3 separate regions of the Homo sapiens genome follow, and all the other regions are linked to region 1. The links are chromatin contacts, found by Hi-C or POLR2A ChIA-PET in ENCODE. All regions are on one chromosome and are shown on one strand. The core of a region is the stretch at or near the end of the contact, and the rest is flanking DNA. Distances in the headings are between cores, read along the strand shown.

The links. Hi-C counts contacts between places; a loop is a spot of excess contacts on that map. ChIA-PET counts read pairs that join two places held with the same protein, here RNA polymerase II (POLR2A). Pooled maps may share reads with other maps.
Region 2: a loop to region 1 is called in a pooled map, with 6 times the contacts of the local background. The contact joins the enhancer-like site here to the promoter of TXLNB in region 1. A Hi-C loop is called at or near these places in 1 of 37 single-sample maps with no recorded cell type and 7 of 50 pooled maps. POLR2A ChIA-PET finds 5 or more read pairs at or near these places in 1 of 52 experiments (activated CD4-positive, alpha-beta T cell).
Region 3: a loop to region 1 is called in a map with no recorded cell type, with 15 times the contacts of the local background. The contact joins the enhancer-like site here to the promoter of TXLNB in region 1. A Hi-C loop is called at or near these places in 2 of 37 single-sample maps with no recorded cell type and 3 of 50 pooled maps.

The regions. Positions count from the first base shown.
Region 1 is chr6:139,290,547-139,293,378 of GRCh38, reverse strand. TXLNB (taxilin beta) reads left to right here and starts at 1,381. Exons shown (of 10, transcript NM_153235.4): 1 at 1,381-1,458. All of the region lies in intron 4 of LOC102723690 (a long non-coding RNA gene), which reads right to left. RefSeq lists enhancers at 2,157-2,406, 2,607-2,666 and a silencer at 2,253-2,547.
Region 2 is chr6:142,841,528-142,844,359 of GRCh38, reverse strand. The region is part of intron 1 of HIVEP2 (HIVEP zinc finger 2); the gene reads left to right. Among named protein-coding and RNA genes, the nearest start is that of HIVEP2, 100 kb to the left of the region's middle. RefSeq lists an enhancer at 865-1,154. Within about 2 kb of position 1,424, at least 12 of the 41 ENCODE cell types and tissues checked have a DNase peak (open chromatin) inside an H3K27ac peak, as active enhancers do.
Region 3 is chr6:142,818,289-142,821,120 of GRCh38, reverse strand. The region is part of intron 2 of HIVEP2 (HIVEP zinc finger 2); the gene reads left to right. Among named protein-coding and RNA genes, the nearest start is that of HIVEP2, 130 kb to the left of the region's middle. RefSeq lists an enhancer at 946-1,415. Within about 2 kb of position 1,385, at least 10 of the 41 ENCODE cell types and tissues checked have a DNase peak (open chromatin) inside an H3K27ac peak, as active enhancers do.

The sequences.
Region 1 (2,832 bases), core at 132-2,631:
ATGGCTCACGCTTATAATCCCAGCACTTTGGGAGGCCGAGGTGGGCGGATCATGAGGTCAGGAGTTCGAGACCAGCCTAGCCAACACAGCGAAACCCCGTCTCTACTAAAAATACAAAAATTAGCTGGATGTGGTGGCAGGCGCCTGTAATCCCAGCTACTTGGGAGGCTGAGGGAGGAGAATCGCTTGAACCCGGGAGGTTGCAGTGAGCTGAGATTGCACCACTGCACTCCAGCCTGAGTGACAGAGCGAGACTCTGTCTCAATAAATAAATAAATAAATACCCTTATGATTACATTGAACCCACCCAGTAGTTCAAGATAACCTCCCTACCTCAGGATCCTTCCTCACATCTGCAAAGTCTCTTTTGTCATGTAAAGAAACATATTCACAGGTTCCAGGGAGTAGGACGTGGAGATCTTTTGGGTGGCATTATTCTGCCTCCCACAAGGGATGCCACTATGCCTAGCCTGTCCCCAGAGCAGAAACCGATGGAGGAATCTGCTTTGGAAGTATGGGAACACAAGCTCCAGAAAGAAAAATAAAAGGCAAATGGATGTAAATTAATAGACAGGCATTTTATGGTGAATCAGAAGGAATTTCTTTTTCTGAGGAGGATCAAGGAGCATGTTGAGGATTTACAAAATGTGGGAAAGCCACCAACTAAGGAAGAAAAAGCAGACTGCTTCCCTGAGGGTTTGTTTGAGATGGGAAGAGTTACCTGGGAAAGACTGTGCTCCAAGGTCACACCAATTACCACGTGCATGAAGATTATACTCAGTTCAGCTCCAAAATCACCATCTACATGTTTATTTCAAACTTTGCAAACAAACCAAACAATGACATCAGAATTAAAATGGTTCCACCACCTCCCTGTTCTTATGCCATTGTTTTTCTTTTTCCATGATTCCTGTAAGAAACCTGACACTAATTAAGCTAGTGCAAGAAGAAGAAGAAAAAGAAGATGAATCTTCCACCACACTGGAGATAACCCAAGAAGTAAGAAAAACTGATCTCTACCCAAAAAGGACAACAATGGTGAAAGACTGCATTTGCAACGGGGGTAATATACTCAGAGTTTAAATTTCCGAAAGGACAAACAAAACATGGAGAGTCTAATGAGATCTTCCAGCTGCTTCTCTCTGCTAAGGTATTTCCCCTGGCAACAGCTAGGGAAGCTTGGGTGTATTTTCCCCTTGCTGTGTCATATGATGTTCCTTTCCCTACCCCCACCTCCTCCAGACTGCTGCCTCCATCAGTGCCTGTGGCGTGTGTGTGTGTGTGTGTGTGTGCGCGCGCGTGCGTGCACGTGTGTATGTGTGTGTGTGTGTATTGGGTTTCTCTCTCCCTTGTAAGAACACAGCCAGCCCGCCCTCTCCTGCTGTTGCTGCAGCTCTGACTTGCTTTTTCCTGCCTCCTTCCTCTCCTCTCTCTTCTTGCTTAGCTTCTTGCCTTCTGGTAAGTATGACAAACACTCCCCCAAGCCCTGTGAGAAGGTATAGGGTGCGGTTTGTGGTGTTCGAAACTTGCAACTTTGAGATTGCCAGTGAACTGTTGGAGAACTTTTCATTGTTGTATTTATAAATAAAATGTGTTGCTTAGGGAGGGATGTGTCTGTGATAGTCATCTGGAATAGCCAACACAAGTGAAAAGTTCTCTCCCTGGGGAGGGGAAAATAAGGCAATAAAGTTTATATAAGATAAAAGTTAGAAATAATTTCTTTGCCACATAATATAAAATGGATGATTGAAAAGTAACAAAGTTCTCTGACTTTGTTTTTTTCCCTCTTGTTAACTTGTCTTGAGGCTACTTTTGGGAATTGAATTGTCCTGGGCTTTATAATGACTGTTCTGTTTTAAAGTAAATGTGGAACAGGAGTTTAAAGAATAGCCATGGAATTAAGAATTTAAAAAATCAATGATTGTGGCATCTCATGAAGAATAAATCAAATACAAACAGCCACTTGCATTTAGACTAACCGAAGTAAAACTCCTATGGACAGCTTATCTTAAATTAATTATTTTGAAGTTCATTTTACTTGAGATTTTATTTCATCCTAAGATAGTCTCCCCGACTTTAAAACCCATGTATGGATTTAAGCCACTAAATGTTTACTGTTTTCAATTTGACTGAAAAACGATTCTCTTGATTTTCAAGGATGAAGTGCTAAACGGCATGACTCATTTTAGAATAGCTTAAAATAACTTCTGGCTGGACAGCAGGTGCCGTGTGTCTTTCTCCGTGTTCAGGGGAGGCCTAAGTTATATATAGATGAGTGCAATCAACAAGTGAGGTCAGGAAAAGAAATCCCAGTGATGAAAATAATGAAACTGCTGCATTATTTGATAATCAAGTTGGTGAATTCAAACCAGTGAAAGAAAAAAAGTACTTCCTCTAAGTTATGAGTGTTTGGTGAGCATCACAAGTCAGTGGCAACATCTGTGTGTTGAATTTTCTGTTCTTGTTGGTGTCTGAGCATTCAATTGACATCTACTGCCCTGAGAACAGGAAAAGGAAGCTGTGCAGTTGTAGAACAGTATGCTTTTGTTTTCACTTTCATGTTACCACAACAGCAAAACCTGTGAATTATGAGGATCTTGCCACATTTTTATGCTGCTATTTAGCAGCATCACTGTTAAATATTATTTACAAATAAAATGCACCATAACTTAAAGGCCTAAACCAAATCTATTGCAACTCTAGAAGTGGTAATAGTCAGAAACCCTGGAATCTCTGACTCAGTACCATCTCTCACCCTTTCCTAAGGGCCCTTATTATTGCTGAATTATTTCTCGAGTTGGTCTCCTCCTTGTTTATGAAACATTGCTACTT
Region 2 (2,832 bases), core at 175-2,674, 3.6 Mb before region 1:
ATACTTCCTTCTTGCAGCTTGCAAGTATGCTCATCCCTCTGCAATTCTCTTCATTAAAAAAAAAAAGTTTAGAGATTGAATGTTTATGTTTGTATTGACCTGTGGAATCCTCAGTTGCTTTTCTGTTGAATCCATTGTGCAATACCCAACGTATTGTGGGTTGGTAGGAAAAACTCTTTTAAGATTAAAAAAAACACATAAGGTATAATTCATTAATAATTTCATTCTGTTTCTGGATATGTTTTCTTCCCATTGTCAGCCAGTGTGGGAGGAAAGAGAAGAATGGAAGAATATTGCTGGAGTTGAGGGTGTTGTGTGGGTATGTGCCATCCGAAAGTATGTTACAGGAGAAAAAAATTCTTTTTATAATAAAAGTAAAATTCAAGTACTCGAAGTAACAGAAGATTATTAAATCTATTGTAGTGAAAAGTTATGATTCTAATGCTCTGAAAGTCTTAATCATTAAAGACATATGTTAACCAAAGGCATACATATGCATAAATATATGTACAAAAATGGTAATTTTGTGCTCCCAGGCTCAAACCTAAAATGTCATTCATAACACTATTGCTGCTGCCAATGGAGAAAATTTGCATAAGACTAAGGCAAAACTACCCATTCTTTCCTGTCCTGGAATAGAATTATAATTTCCAAACCGACAAATTTTAAACAAGGCCAGAGTTTCCTTTCACCTGGTTCAAAGTGAATTCTGATTAAAAGCTTCCAATGATAATATCTATAACCACAAAGCAGGCTCACCGTAGCTTTCTCTTGTGGGAACTCTAGGCTCTCCCTTCTAGAATTGCCCTTAGTGGTGGCCTGCTCTTTCTTTCTCTACATCCACCCCTTCCCTTAACTTGGGGCTGCACACGTCCAGCTTGCTCTATGAAGCCATTTGCGACCACTCTAGTCCCCACAGAACTCTTCCTGTTCTCAACTCCTATTATCCTTAGAGTCTTTTTCACACATTTAGCTTTTATTTTTTTAAAACATACTTTTTTTCTGTATTAGCTCAGTCACCTGTTATGTACTTTATTATAACAACTGGCACAGGTAACTAGTAAGTGTTCTTAATTGGTTGATTGTGATTTCTGGTGTCTGGCTATTAGGAAACTATTGTTACAGACTACAGTCTTGCTTCTCAAAGTGTAGACCAGCGAACTTATCACCTGGGAACTTTGGGGTTCCACGTAGACTTTCGGAATCAGAACCCATATTTTTAACAAGCTCCCCTGGTGACTCATCTACATGTGAAAATATTATAAAGCACTGCTGAGGAAGGTCCCTCTCTTGGGAAAGGGTAGAGGCCCTATAGACATTCAGCTTTCCCTTCGTGCAAGTGTTTTCCTGTTGTGATTTAGGTATCTGATCGTAGCAGACAACAGCTTGCTCTTACTGTAACTACGATGTTGTCAGTTTCATCTTTACACAGAATGAATCATGTTTAAATGTGGCCAGGGGGCTCTGTCTGAGGTCACCAGGACTGTATTTGTATTCTGATTCAAGACAACCACCAGATCCTAATCACTAATATCTCTTTAAATGGCCTTTAAAAAAAAATCTTATACTAAGAAGCAGAAAGTACGATTTCCTTTTCCTTAGTTACTTTTTTTTTTTCACTTAAAGTGCTTACACCCACTCAGCTTGCTATTTTGAACTCTGGGAAAGAAAATTTGTGGGCATCTTGCAGTCTTTCAGGAAACAAGGCTTAAATTAAATATTTGCCACATTTTCTACGTGGTTCTTCAGGAAAGTGGAGAAGCACATCACTCCTTCTTTCACTCGACTTGACAAACTTGACACATAGTGTGACTTTCAAAGTGCGGATGGCAAACAGTTTCAGTTCTTATTTGCCTATCTACACACAGACGTTCAGGTCTTTTTTTTCTTCCCATTTTTTCTTTTTGTCCTTCTCTTCCCTTTCAGTACAGAGTCTAGAATTCTTCATGTACCATATCGGTTATGTAAACCATAAGATTCCTTGAGAGTACCTAGCTTTGTGAAATCAAGGAAGATAACACGTGGATTTAGTTAACATGCACAACAAAATTTAGACTATTTTCAGTCAAACTTAGGTTTAACATATTTTATTTATAATTTTAAGTGATTTGTATTTCTGCACTTTTTCTCTATCTTTGAACTCAGAACTGTTTCACAGATAGCAGAAATAAGAGACAATGGTGGGTGGAAGGGAAGGAGGAGGGCTCTAGCTAGCTGAAGCCATTCAGCTGTGTTTTAAAGGAACTCAGGGCTTTGTCATGTAAATATTCTAAGGAATAGAATGGTTACATGAGATATTATTTTGTGGTGGTGATATTGTTTACATGCAGTTTTAATTTCATTTTGGTCAAGGAAATGAAGATATTTTATTTAAGATAGGATTTTAAGTACTTGTCTTCTATTTAATCAGCATTTTCCGGCATGTAAAGGAAGTGATTTAGGGAACCTTGTGAGGAATTCACACAATTTAATTGCTGGACATGAAGAATGAAGTATTTCCAAGCAAGTGAAATGGAAATGAGGAAAGACAGAGAATCAGGAGACTTGCAGAATATAAATGTCTATTGAATATAAATGTTAAAATGTCGTATATGTAGAGATTCATAATAATATGCAATTTTTTTAAACATGGGACAACAAAATGTTGAAAAGATGCATATGTATATAATTCAACTCAATTTTAATCAGACTGCTAATGGGAATATTCTGAGTATGACTGAATATGGAGGGCAAACAGTACACTTAATTAAATAATATAATCTGAAAAAATGGGTGAAAATTTCCCACATATACTCATGCAGAAAAGAAAATATCGATGAACATTTGAAAAAA
Region 3 (2,832 bases), core at 136-2,635, 3.5 Mb before region 1:
GTTTAGTAATGCTGCAAAATGCTAGATTTGGATTGACTCTGGCTCCATTTCAAGGACATGACAGTGCCTTGATCTTTGCTTTTGAAGCCTTCTTGTCAGCAACATTGGCAAGTACACCTTTGAAAATTTATATCTGAATTCTTGTGTTTTGAAAAAAAAAATGTTTGTTAGTGTTTCTCTTCTTGAACACTGGTTGATGCTTTGCCAACTAGTTAAAAGTCTGCAAATCTGAGTGCTGGCTGAGAAGCTAAGCTTGCTATAACTAGTTATCCCCAGATGGCCAGATTCTGTTATGTACCACTTTTATAGATGCTCAGTGGTTGCCTACATGGGGTTATGAGGTGTACTGTTCCACTTGTTTTTGCCAGGCATGCACAGTACATTATTTGATAGGCTGGGACAGATGGTATAGCTCAAATGAAAATGATGAGGGAGAAAAGAAAGTGAAAAAAAAATAGAAAAAGGGCATTTGATTTTCTAATTCACATTTCGGAAGTGAATTTTAGCGTCTGTGATTGACTAATAAATGCAGTGTTGCTGTAAGACTTGAATTCATGAACGTCTGTTTAAACAGCTATAACTGAGTAATCAGCAGGAAGCAACCTTTTCCTTCGTGGATGCTGTCCCAAACTTCATGGGGTCTCCTCCAGATCTGAAAATGTTTGGGCCATTGAAAGACATCAAAAATAGATCTGGATATTTCAGAGTATGATATACCACCACCAATACCAACCAAAACAGAAAAATCCCAATTATATTTTTAAACTGGAAGAGAGGGAGGGGAGGTGGTGAGGATACAGAGAGAGAGAGAGAGAGAGAGAGAAGAGAGAGCGAGCCTGGTAAAGTAGTGGTGATAAGGACAATTAATCAGTCTTCGTACAGCTGCTTCCTGACATTTCTGCAAATTGTTGTGGAAAAATTAATGAAGGTTAGATCAGTAATAGTTTCAAGCTTGGCCAGTGGAAAGTATGACAATGTTTCCATCAGCAATTAAATCGGGCTGCTTTCTTTTTTCTATAGGGGAAGTGGTATGATGTATGTTCCCCACAGGAAATGGAAAACGGCAGCTGAACTGTGTGTGAGCCCAGGTATGGAGGAGCATTTGGGAGTGCTCCAGCCGCCTCTCCTTGATTAGCACCACAGATTTGCATTTTTCTGCTGAAAGGATTTTGCTATACAACACGCCGAAATCCTTCCTTTAACAGAGAGTGAGAATCTTGGGATTTTATTGCACGGACATGGATGTACTGTGGATCTAAGCTTTGGGAGCCAGAAAGTGGAACTTATGACAAACAGAAAGTGAAACTCACCTATCTAATTTTATTTTTCAAGCTGAAGGTAGTTCAGTACAGGCCCTGTTCACATCCTGTGTAACCCTATGGGATTTTCCCCAGTATTAGTTAAAAATTTTCCCATAGGGTCACACAGGATGTGAATTAAAGTAAACACTTAACAAGCATGATGAAAAGGAAATTAGCTTTCTAAATGGTCCTTTCACTGTTAACATCCTGAATAGTTATTAGAAACATGGGAAAGGGTCACTTCGGTGTCTCCTTATCAAGTTGTTACCTTATAGTAGAATATATGAATCTTCTTCCCTGTTATATATGAAATGGATTTCCTTGTATGTGAAACTTAAATTTACAAAAGTATTTTTCCTTTTGGAAAACATTAAAAAGCTTAGCAGAAGTTTGTAGATTCTTGCTTCATAGCCTTTTCTGGGGTAGAGGTTTATAAACCCCTTTAAGATTCATAAAAGCTCCTGACTCTTTTCCCCAGGAAAATGCACATAGACACAACATTTTGCAACATTTTTGAAGTTTTGCATATCTCTTACATAGACCTTGAACCCCAAGCATTTTTCTTTTTTTCCCCTTTTTTCTTTTTTTAAAATTTGAGACAGGGTCTCACTCTGTTGCCCAGCCTGAAGAGCAGTGGAGTGATCATAGCTCATTGCATCCTGGGCTCAAGCAACCCTCCTGCCTCAGCCTCCCAAGTGGCTGGGACTACAGGTGCACACCACCATGCCCAGCTAATTTTTTCCTTCCTTCCTTCCCTCCTTCCCGCCCTCCCTCCCTCTCTCCCTTCTTCCCTGCCTCCCTTCTTTCCCTCCCTCCCTCCCTCCTTTCCTTTCTTCTGTCCTTCCTTCCTGACAGGTTCTTGCTATATTTCCCTGGCTGATCTTGAACTCCTGGCTTTAAGCAGTCCTCCTGTCTCGGCTGCCCAAAGTGTTGGGATTACAGGCTTGACCCACCTTGCCTGGTTCCTGGGCATTTTTTAATGGACTGGGTTTTAAAAGCTTTTTTTTTCTTTTCTTTTTCTTTTCTTTTTCTTTCTTTCTTTCTTTCTTTCTTTCTTTCTTTCTTTCTTTCTTTCTTTCTTTCTTTTCTTTCTTTCTTTTCTTTCTTTCTTTCTTTCTTTCTTTCTTGTCTCTCTCTCTTTCTTTTTTTTTTTGACAGAGTTTTACTCTGTCCCCCAGGCTAGAATGCAGTTGTGCAATCTTGACTCACTGCATCCTCCACCTCCTGGGTTCAAGAGATTCCCAGGCCTCACCCACCCAAGTAGCTGGGATTACAGGCATATGCCACCACGCCTGGCTAATTTTTTGTGGAGACGAAGCTTCATAATGTTGCCCAGGCTAGTCTTGAACTCCTGACCTCAAGTGATCCACCCGCTTTGGCCTCCCAAAGTGCTGGGATTACAGGCGTGAGCCACCGTGCCCGGCTTTAAAAGCGTTGTATGGGCAGATAGAAACTTACAGCTACAACCATAAACTGTTAATCATTATAAGTAAATATTTCGTAAGAGGTAATTTTTAGGAAACTTTAAGTG